Regions from separate parts of the Homo sapiens genome. Here regions 1, 3 and 4 are each linked to region 2. The links are chromatin loops, found by intact Hi-C in ENCODE. Cell type or tissue: gastrocnemius medialis. All regions are shown on one strand.

Region 1 (2,500 bases), 72 kb before region 2:
GAAGAAGACCTTTTCCAAGGGGGTGGAGCAGAGCCTGCCTGGAGGTAAATTTCCTTTGGGAACTGTCTTCTTCAGTATTTCCCTTCCTCTCTGAACACCGTTTCTTTTCCTTTCAGATTATCTGACAGCCTTTTAATGAACACCTACTAAGTGCCCAGCACTTTCCTGGGAACTTAATTCTTACAACCTGTTAAGAGGTCTATACACTCATTTTACAGTGGAGGAAATGGAGACTTAGCGGAGATGTGAAATTTGAACCAGGTCCGTGTGGTTTCAAAGCCTGCGCATGTTCCTTTACCCTATGGAAGCCTCCAGAAGCCAAGGTCTCATCTCCCCTCTTCCCTGGAGGCCCCAAACCTGGGTAGCTGTGCCCCTAGACCTTTGAGGGAGGGTCTCGAGCCATTATCTCCCTTACCTTTTCTTGCAGTGACTTGGCTTCTCCCAGGCTGCCGTAACCAGCAAACGCCTAAAGATGGCTCTGAGACGATGGCCTTCTGTGTGTGTGTCCATGAAATCAGGTAGTACACCACACAGAACCAGACTCTCAGTGACATGCCTGATATTCCACAGACCTGCATCCGAGCTGTGCAGATCTCAGGTAGACACAACCAGTGATTGGGGATGGCTGGTAGGATCTTGCCTAGGCAGGCCAGGGAGCTCTGTGAGGAGTGTTTGGGAGAAAATCCCCCAGGTTCATCTCCCTGCATGGACTGCCCCTGCTGGGCCCTCACACTAAGCTGGTCCTGGTCCTCAGTACTGAGGGATCACCACAGGTGTGTAGGCCACAGCTCACAGGAGCCCTCCACCTAGCGGGTCAAAGGTAGTGGAAGATCTGAGAGTCAGGCAGACCTGGTCCAAATCCCGGATCTGCCATTTCCTCACTGCATGATACTAAAAAAGTCACTTCTTCATCTGAAAAATGGGGCTGATCCCACCCATTCTGCAGGGTCTCAGTGGGGATTGAAGGGGGCTGACCTCAATGTAGCACGATGCCTGCCCCAGGTGGGACTTCAGCAAACTCTCTTTCCTTTCCCTTCCCTCCCCTTGAAGGCCAAGACCAAGGAAACAGAATTGGGCATGCCAGAACATATCCCAGCCCTGTGGGGTGTATTTACCTCCACTTCTGATCACAGTGTGTTTGCGTATGACCTTGAGGCCAGTGACTTTTACACCTTGCCTATGCTGGGCTGGGCTGTGACTTGGCTGTGACTTGCCTGCCCTGAAGCCAAGCCTCAGCTGACATGTGTCTTTCCACCACCCCTGCTGTGCTGAGTGAGCACCAGCCACCTGTCCCATTGTTCCTGCCCCAGGCTGTGTGTGGAGAGTGGTCTGACAGGGCAGACAACACCCTACACTCCAGATGTGTTGAGGTGAGCTCTGGGGGTCAGGAAAGAAGCAGGGAGGGGCACAGTGTGAACATCCTGTGCAGATTTCCCCCCAACTGGCCCCCCAGCTGGTTGGGTTTTCTTTTCTCAGTAACTCCTGGCAGAAGTCCAAGGAGGCCTCCTTCTCCCAAACCCTCTGTCCTTGGCTCAAAAATCCAGCAGAGGACGTGCCACGACCACGAAAGGTGACAGCAGTCAAGGGGAAAGAGGACTCCCTTACTGGAGTGCACAGAAGTTTCCTATTTATTTTGCTTACGCGGTTGACTTTTTCCAAAGGCTGCTTGGGACGGCTTACCTCGAAAAGCTTAGCAATAAGGCTAGTAGTAAATCAGACAAAAAAATCATGGACTGGGGGAAAGAAAGTAGCATTTAAATATATTTAATAAGGACGATATAGTCGTGAACATGTGCCTGAGTATCCTGGCTACCACAGTAAAAGGGGAAATATGATCAGTTATGGGAAAAGAGTAAAAATATTAATCATGATTTTTTTTTTCTTGGAGCTTTGTGTAATAGGCACTGATGTTGAAAAGGGTAGAGTTATTTTTCCATATTTGTAGAAATTCAGAAGATTATCAGACTATTTGCCTCACAAGGACTTTTTAGCAAGCAAAAAGTATGATATTGTCATGCACCCTGGTGAGGGGAAGTGTCATCCAGTTCTAGGTTTCTGTGAATCTACCTTGATGCAGGTGTTCAGGGAGTAGTGAGTTTCCTCAGTTGTAATGTAGACCAGCGCTTCTCAAACTTAAACACGTATACAACCTCCTAGGGGGTCTTGTTAAAATGCCATTCTAATTTGGGAGCTTTGGGGTGGCCTGACACTCTGCCATTCTAAAACCCTCCCAGGCCATCATGATCACCACCTTCCGAGCAGCAAGGGGTTAAAACCCAGGCATCTCCCATGATCTAGTAGTGAGTGCCTTTCTAATCGCCCCCAGCTGAAAGGCAATGCAATGTTATCATAGACGGGCAAGAAGAATCTCTTCCTTGGCTCTGTAAATGCTTCCGGGATGTGCTGGGTCAGCCTCCCTCCATTCTGGTTGGCGATCTTGGTCTAGTCACAAGCCAAGACCGTTGATCATACACAAAAGTTTAAGTACCTACTACGCGCC
Region 2 (2,500 bases):
GCCACTTTAGACCTTGTCTCAGGCCCCGCTCGTAGCCCCAACTCAGCCCTCTGCCGGTAGTAGTTCTCTGCTGTCAGCCACACCCAGCTAAGCCAGGAAGAGAGACCACAGAGGCACCGCTCTGCACCAGGGCAGACTGGTTTTTATTCTGTCTGCTGCCTTAAAGTGAGATTTCTTAATTTTTAAAATAACCTAGAAACAAACATAGGGTTTTGTACACTATCCAAAGAGTTACTGGCATTGCCTAATTATGTGTGAGAACATTCAGTCTTCAGAAGGGAAGAGGGACATTCCCTCTGCAAAGTAATTCCTGCGTCCCTGCCCCTGCATGGGAGTCACCATTTGACCCCAAAGCTCTGGGCACTGCTTACAGGCTCACATATGCCCAAGCTAAAGGACAGCTTCCAAGCCCCTCCACCAAGCAGAAGAACGTCTCCCTGCAATTGGTTTGAGAAGGAATTTTTTAAGCACCTCACCTGGGCCAAATGGAGGAGGCTGCCTATCAATTGTTGTACTAGGAAGCATTTAACACAGAAGCCATAGAAACCGGCTCACGACCTTTCAACCTTCAGCTTTAAGGAATCCTCAACAAATATACAGGGACGTTTTCCAAAGCGTTGACACATTATTAGTCTTCTTTTTAGAAATGGCCCATCATTAAATAGAGTGGTATAAAAGAAAAAGAAGGAAATAAGACTATAGAGGTAAAACTGACTAAAGTTAGGTATTGGCTTTGAAATAATTAAGCATTGACTTTTAAAATAAAATTTTAGGCTGGGAGTGGTGGCTCATGCCTGTAATGCCAGCACTTTGGGAGGCGAAGGCGGGTGGATCACCTGAGGTAAGGAGTTCGAGACCAACCCGGCCAACATGGCAAAACCCTGTCTCTACTAAAAATACAAAAATTAGCCTGGCGTGGCATTGCACGCTTGTAATCCCAGCTACTCAGGAGGCTGAGACAGGAGACTCGCTTGAACCTGGGAGGCGGAGGTTGCGGTGAGCCGAGATCGTGCCACTGCACTCCAGCCTGGGCGACAGAGTGAGACTCCGCCTCAAAAAAATAATAAAAATAAAAATAAAATTTTAGGCAGTAGCAATTGCATGGTCGCTGTTGAGCACTAGTACAACATGCCACCCCATCTACAAGCTGATGGCTTTGACTTTCAGCTATCAGACGCCAAGGCTGACTTACAGGGGGACAAACCTATTGAACACAGTCCTTAACAAATGACTGACACCGGCTCGGCCTCATCAGTTCCCAGGCCCAGACAGACTCTGCTGCCACCTGGTGGCTGAAGGGTAGGCAAAGGCGGACAAGTGCAGAGCCACTCCACCTGACCTGCAGCCTGGACTTCTCCGCGTAACGAGGCTCTGCTAATATGGCAGGAAAGGTGTCATACCGAGGAGAAGCTGCTCGGCAAGATGTAAAGATGAACGGCTGGGCATTAATCGGCTGGTGCCTGGCAGGTATCTAGAATATTCTAACTACAAAACCTGCCTTTGCAAGATTTTTCTTCCCAGAGATTCTATTTCCTTGAACAAGCTGTGTATCCATTCATTCTACCACCTCACTCCACCCCATCCCACCTGAAGCAAGTTACAGCCAGAGAATAGTGAAAGGGACGGCTTTATCCTTATAGAAAGGAAATTTAAAGTGCCGGCTGTTGTTAATGAGCCCATTACTCCTAATTGGGGAAAATTGCAACCAGAAGAAAGGGGATATGTCAGGGAAACATGTGACAGGTAATGTGCTCAGGGCTGGCTGAATCCAAGGGCAAGGCACCTCGGGAAATGAAATGGGAAGAGAAGGTTCTTGGAAAATAAAAAACGAGTCCTTCCCTGGGTCCAAGAACACTGCTGGGTGGTGTGGTTGGAGCTGACAGGTGGAGGGGGAGAACGGGCAGCAGCCGGACACCCCTGCCTTGTAGGAAGAGGCCTGGCTCCACTGCCTAGCACTCATGGGGGACAACCTCCTATTCAGTGTCTAAATGTTCTCTCTGCGCGATGGGATTAGTAGTATTTCTTTGTAAAATAGCAGTGTAACAGAAATTATTCCCCAAAACAATATGTTTAGTCAGGCACCGAGCTAGGTCACCTTAACAAAGTCACAGAGAAATTCTGGAAGGTCAGTGTTATCATCCCCACTTAACAGAGCCAGAAACTGAGACCTGGAGAGGCCAAGCAGCTCACCCAAGGTCACACCTCCAAGCTAGCAACAATGCCTGTGTTCTTCCAACCCCGGGCTGCCTATGTCCAAGCGGAGCTCTCTCTTCCCACTCATGCTTGCCTAAAGCAAACACAGAAAGACAAATGATTCCAATATATGCAAAAGTGCACCATTTGCCTTTTCCAATTTGTATAATTTTAAATGTCACCACAAGTTCACTTCTAGGTCACTTTTAAAACAAGCAACTTTGCTTTAAGGCAAGTGGGGAAAAAAATTCTGCCTTAATTTGTACAGTTGTACAATCCACTGTTCAGTTTTCTACTTAGTTTTCCA
Region 3 (2,500 bases), 280 kb before region 2:
GGGTTGTCAAGGGAAAAGGATCCAACTCTAGAGTGGGGAGGGTGTGCTGCCGCCTTTCCTGGAAGTGTTGGGGATCGTCAGGAGGCTATCGTTTGAGGGCTCACCCTGTGCCAGGCACACGCTTTCTCATGTAATCTGTAGAGCAACCTGCAAGGTAGATACTACAAGGACCATCTACGGATGAGGAGCTGTGTGTTCACAGTTACACAGCTGGTAGGAGGCCGAGGCAGGATTTGAACACAGGTGTGTGTAGAGCTGAGTGGTCCTCCACTCATCCTGCTGAAGACACCTGCGCAGCACCTTCACGTGCTTCCTCTCCTTCCTACCCAGCTGGGCACCAAGTCTTGCCGTGGCTAGCCTCCTGGTTAAGTCCCATTTCCTGAGAATGGCAAATTTGGGAGCTCTAATACATTGATGGCTACTGATAGTTTAATGTCCTAACCCAAGGGTTCTTCACTGCTTCATCCTGTGCCGCACCTCTGTTTTCCTTTGTACCGGTCACAACCGTGTCCCCAACCTCACTATCTCACGCTTGCATCTTCCCCACCGCAACTTAGCAGATATTGACACATGCCTACTCTCCATGAGGCACTGTGCTGAACACTGCTGATAGGAAGATCAGAGACCCAGTTCCTGCACCAAGGCTAGGATCCACAGAAAACCACGAGGAAATGTGATTTCAAAACAGTGATGAGTTAGGGTGGCCCAGGACGGTGAGGGCCAGCAGGGCCTCTGATGTGAACTCCTACCAGGCCCAGGGCCAGAGTGGGATTCCTTCCTGCACCCCGCTCCCGAACTCCATATAGTACAACCTTAATGAACACGGACAAAATTGCTTTGTCTCCTCAAAATAGCATTAAAGATAACACACGAAATTTGCAGGTCTGTTCAAATGCATGTTAAAACAGTATTTTCCTGGATTTTCTGATTGCAGTGCTTGGATCAGCTGATGAGAGCTTTTCTCCACATCTCCACACCTTTTGGCGGGGCTTGGGAAGAACGTAGCAGGTGCTCCATGGCACACAGAAGGTGCTTGGTACACACGGATGCTTGGCCCCCGAGGAACCTGGCAAACCCTGGGCGGATGACTGGCTGTTGCAAGTAGTGGCAGGGCTGGAAACTGAGGAACAGCCTGGGGAAGGGGGAGTTTCACGTCGCTGGGCTCCACAAACATGACCTGGGGCTGCTCCACCCCTCTGTCCCTTCTGAGTAGAAGGGGGGCTTAGTCCAGTGGCGGCCGCGCCGCAGGAGGTTGCTTTCTCTCTCCCGGCACGCGGGGTCGCTGCAGGCCGTGCTCAGCCCTCCAGGAGCCGGCCGGTGTCCGCGCTCGCGGGCGGCTCTGGGACCGGGAGAGGCTGCGGCTCCCCGCTAAGGCTCCTGCGGCCGGCGCCTCCTGGACCCACCCACCCACCTCGGAAGACAGACGCCTCTCTTCAGCTGTACCGGCCCCAGGCTCCGCCAAACTCCCTCCTCGCCCTCTCCTTCCGACCCCCTAGTAATAACAAATTCACTGTTGACCCTGGACAGATGGTGTTCAAAAAGCTACGTGCAGGGGGCCAGTACACTTAGGTCGCAGGGAAACTCCCACGTATTAAGCACCGACTGTGAACTGGTACACTGTGGGGTTCTTTATAGACATTAATTCCCCAGAACAATCCCACGATACGCTATACTGCCCATTTTAGTAAGAAGAAAACAAGCTCAGAGAGGTTAGGTTATTTGCCCAGGGCCACACAGCGAGAAGGTAAGCAACAGAACTGGTGGTCCAAACCCAAGGTTGACCCAGAAGGCCATGTCTTCCCCTATACCTGCCACCATCTTCCCATGCCAACCCCCACAGGGTAAAGAGTTTGGGCAGGAGGAGGTGGCTACTCCAGCAGGTTTGCTGGAGGGACTTCTGAAGAGCCTGGGGAGACTAGGAGTTCTGTAGTGGGAAAGCATCAAAGTAGTCAAGGGGCCTGAGTTCTAGTCCCTAGTCTGCCAAATAGTGGGTTATGACGTCAAGCCAAGTCTTTCTCCTCCAGGTCCTGTTTCCTCATTTGGACTAGGAAGAGTGGGACGGGGTCATTTAAACACCAGCACCATCTTCTACAGTTTGTGCATGGAAGACTCCTGGATCAGGGCTGGTTAGTGAGAAGAGAAGAGAGCCAGGAGGAGGCCTTCACGCAACTCATGTTGGGGCTGTGCCATCTGCGAAGTGAGGTTGCTGGATACCAGAGGCCCAGAGCCCCTGAAGAGTGGCCCCGGCCACAGGCCCACCTGGGTGGCAGGGCAGCACAGGCCCACACCAGTGGGCACTCACCCATGGACTCGGTGAGTGCCACCTACTGTCTCATGCCCTCTGGCATTTGATAGCCCCCCTTCCCTCTGCTGGAAGCTGCCTCTCTCCTCCAGCTCTTTTCCTGGGGAGTGTTTCTGGTTTAATTCTGTTTCAACAAACTTACCTGGGCGGCTCATTCTAAGTGCCAGGCCTGCAGCAGGTGCTGGGCATGTGACCTGG
Region 4 (2,500 bases), 410 kb before region 2:
AGGATGGCCTCACCCCACCCCCAACAAAGAAATATCCAGCCCCAAATGTTCAGAGTACTGAGGCTGAGAAACCCTGGAGTAACCTGTTCTGGATCCAGGGCAGCAAGCGTGGCAGAGAAGTCTCTCGTGCCATGTCAAAGTGTGGCCTGAGACAGACACGTGCTTCCAATCAGCCTCCAGGAGCAGCCACCATCAGGTCACCTGTAGAGAAGGTCCCAGCCTGTGTTTCTTTTGTAAATGGCCGCAGGGTAGCTGCTCAACAGGTTGATCAGCAGTTGGCGAGGGAGTGTGTTCTATAGCTTGGCCACCAGGTGGAGATCGTGGGCTGTTTTTTTGCCATGGAATAGGTGCACCTGAGCTGGACCGGCCTACCCAGAGAGAGGCGTTTGCTCCTGGTTGCTTTCTCTAAGCCTCTGGTAGCCATCAGGAAGAGGGACTTTGAGGAGACAGAGGCATGAACTGGAGAGAGTGCTCAATATCCTCTTCTTGCTTAGCAATCCCTGGGCGTTTACAGCTCTGATCCTCCTTTCCAAACATTGAGATTTGCACCCTGGAACTTTTCTGTTAGCAGTGTCTATTCTGAAGGGGTATTTTGCTCCACTGTTATAAATGTGCCCTGTTGTTTCTGTCTGGAAGACAGACTGGGGAATATGGATAGGGATTGGGGAGGTGGGCAGATGGAAGAGCTACATGGCAGAGGTTGGCGCATCCCATCCCTCAGGTCACGATGTATGCCTGATGCTCTGCACACATGACCTCATTTTACCTCTTGGTGGACCATTTTAGATAGAGGCTTAACAACAAGCCAAAGTTGCACATTAAAGCCAAGTCCAGTCCTCCCCACGTCCCCACAGAGCCTCTTCTTCGACATCAGTGTAGGAGTTTCCTCATCTGTAAAGTCATGGGACTGGACTCAGGCTGGTTGCCTTCAGGGAACCATGTAATTTATCACCTGAGCAGGACACTTGGGAGAGTGGGAGGGAGCACTAACAGGACAGTGGTTGGGACAGCAGGTGCAAACCTGGACACGAGGTCAGCCTGGCTAAGTGACCCTTCCTGTCTAATACCCTCAGCTTCTGAGACCCAAGCGGGACTGTTTTCAGCTTCCATGACATTCATGAACATCATCCGGTGTAGCCATAAGGGAAGACCTGGGGGTAGAAAGAGAGTGAGAAAACTTGAAAGGCTGAGACTTTGGGGGCAATGCCTAGGACCAAAGGGGCACACTACCTCAATAGTTGTGTTCCAGGTTATGAGTGTGTCACTTATCACTTTATTGCCTCACTTCTCCCAACCCATACTTCATTGCATTGCTTGTGATACTGGAGGTGAATCTTGCCAACACGTCTCTTTTGCAACTGGCACGATGCTCAGCTTTGCCAGTAGAGGGTGGTAGAGGCACACTGCAGGGGGAAGGGCTTCTCTGCTGGTGTCTCTGTGCTCTGATTCCTTCTTGCTCCCGCGGGGTTCGGGACACCCAGTTGCAGCCTCCCTCAAGGACTTGCAGTGGCATCCCCTGTGTGCAGCTTTCTAGCGAGTTCTGCTGGCACCTCGCCCAGCTTCCAGTGAGTTCAAAAGCACCCCTTGAGGGCTTCGCCGTCCCACCAGTCCCCCAGCCGATTTTTCAGAAAGTTCAGCAGCGTTTCCTCCAGGCAGCTTCCCGGAAAGGGTTGCTGTCACCCCCGGGGGCAGTTTCCTGTTGGACAGTCTCCACCTGTCACCTGGGCAAACTTCATTCTCCAGTGGGGACAGCCCCATGCTCTCCCGCAAAGTCTGATTCTCATCCTTGGTGGTGAGAGGGGAAGCGGGTGGGGTGTCCCACATTTGTTTTCTCCTCGGGCACTTCGCTTAGCCTTTAGTGCCTGCCCCATATATCTGCCACCTCTGTAAAGTGCTCCCTTTACCCTCAGTAGCCAATACCCTGATACTCCCCTGTTATTAGTTAATAATTCTTAACTTTCCCATTTAAAATCCTGTGTGGTTTTCGTCTCTTGTTTGTCTGATAGTTTTCTTTCATTTTTCAACATCTATTTTTGACTTTCTTTTTGTATTTGTCCTGCTTATCGAGGACCTTGTTTGTAGAAATGCATCAAGAAATAAATTCTTTCATGCCACCAAATTCAGGAGACTCGAGTGAGTATGCTAAGTGGTTTCAGATAGCTGACCCTGAAAGTGTGCAGAGCTGAGCAATGTGTATGGTTCCCCCAAAGCAACTGTCCCTATGTCTTCAAGTTCCCAGGGTTTAAAACACCATGTTGCTTATGCCACTGGGCAGCAAGAAGTGGGCAAGTCACCTCCCCTCTCTAGGCCTCAGGATCTCCTTTTGTGTCCGGAGTTGGTTCCTTCCAGTGAGTTCTTGGTCTGGCTGACTTGAAGAATGAAGTCGCGGACCTTTATGGCGAGTGTTATAGCTCTTAAAAGTGGTGCAAACCCAAAGACTGAGCAGTAGCAAGATTTATTGTGAAGAAGGAAAGAACTAAGCTTCCACAGCATAGAAGGG

The links. A loop is a pair of places that touch in the nucleus more often than their neighbours do. Peaks named below come from ENCODE experiments on the same cell type or tissue, not always from the same donor. Only the 100,000 strongest peaks of a DNase experiment are listed, where the experiment ranks them.
Region 1: a loop joins it to region 2, with 5 times the contacts of the local background. A loop is called at or near these places in 29 of 110 quality-filtered maps.
Region 3: a loop joins it to region 2, with 14 times the contacts of the local background. A loop is called at or near these places in 64 of 110 quality-filtered maps.
Region 4: a loop joins it to region 2, with 6 times the contacts of the local background. A loop is called at or near these places in 70 of 110 quality-filtered maps.

The regions. Positions count from the first base shown.
Region 1 is chr2:119,217,414-119,219,913 of GRCh38, forward strand. No RefSeq gene overlaps it. Among named protein-coding and RNA genes, the nearest start is that of STEAP3, 5.2 kb to the right of the region's middle. RefSeq lists enhancers at 85-1,284, 655-1,251 and a silencer at 1,460-1,754. In gastrocnemius medialis, a CTCF peak has its summit at 1,553; DNase peaks (open chromatin) are centred at 1,248 and 1,538; H3K27ac peaks cover 2,186 bases.
Region 2 is chr2:119,289,776-119,292,275 of GRCh38, forward strand. It overlaps a transcript of C2orf76 not described here. Among named protein-coding and RNA genes, the nearest start is that of STEAP3-AS1, 42 kb to the left of the region's middle. RefSeq lists an enhancer at 2,275-2,500. In gastrocnemius medialis, a CTCF peak has its summit at 1,284 (motif pointing left); a DNase peak (open chromatin) is centred at 1,286; H3K27ac peaks cover 761 bases.
Region 3 is chr2:119,010,334-119,012,833 of GRCh38, forward strand. No RefSeq gene overlaps it. Among named protein-coding and RNA genes, the nearest start is that of MARCO, 69 kb to the left of the region's middle. In gastrocnemius medialis, a CTCF peak has its summit at 1,265; no DNase peak of the experiment used is centred here.
Region 4 is chr2:118,881,420-118,883,919 of GRCh38, forward strand. No RefSeq gene overlaps it. Among named protein-coding and RNA genes, the nearest start is that of EN1, 35 kb to the left of the region's middle. RefSeq lists a silencer at 346-405. In gastrocnemius medialis, CTCF peaks have their summits at 302 (motif pointing right), 501, 1,377 (motif pointing right) and 1,577; DNase peaks (open chromatin) are centred at 281 and 1,422; H3K27me3 peaks cover 219 bases.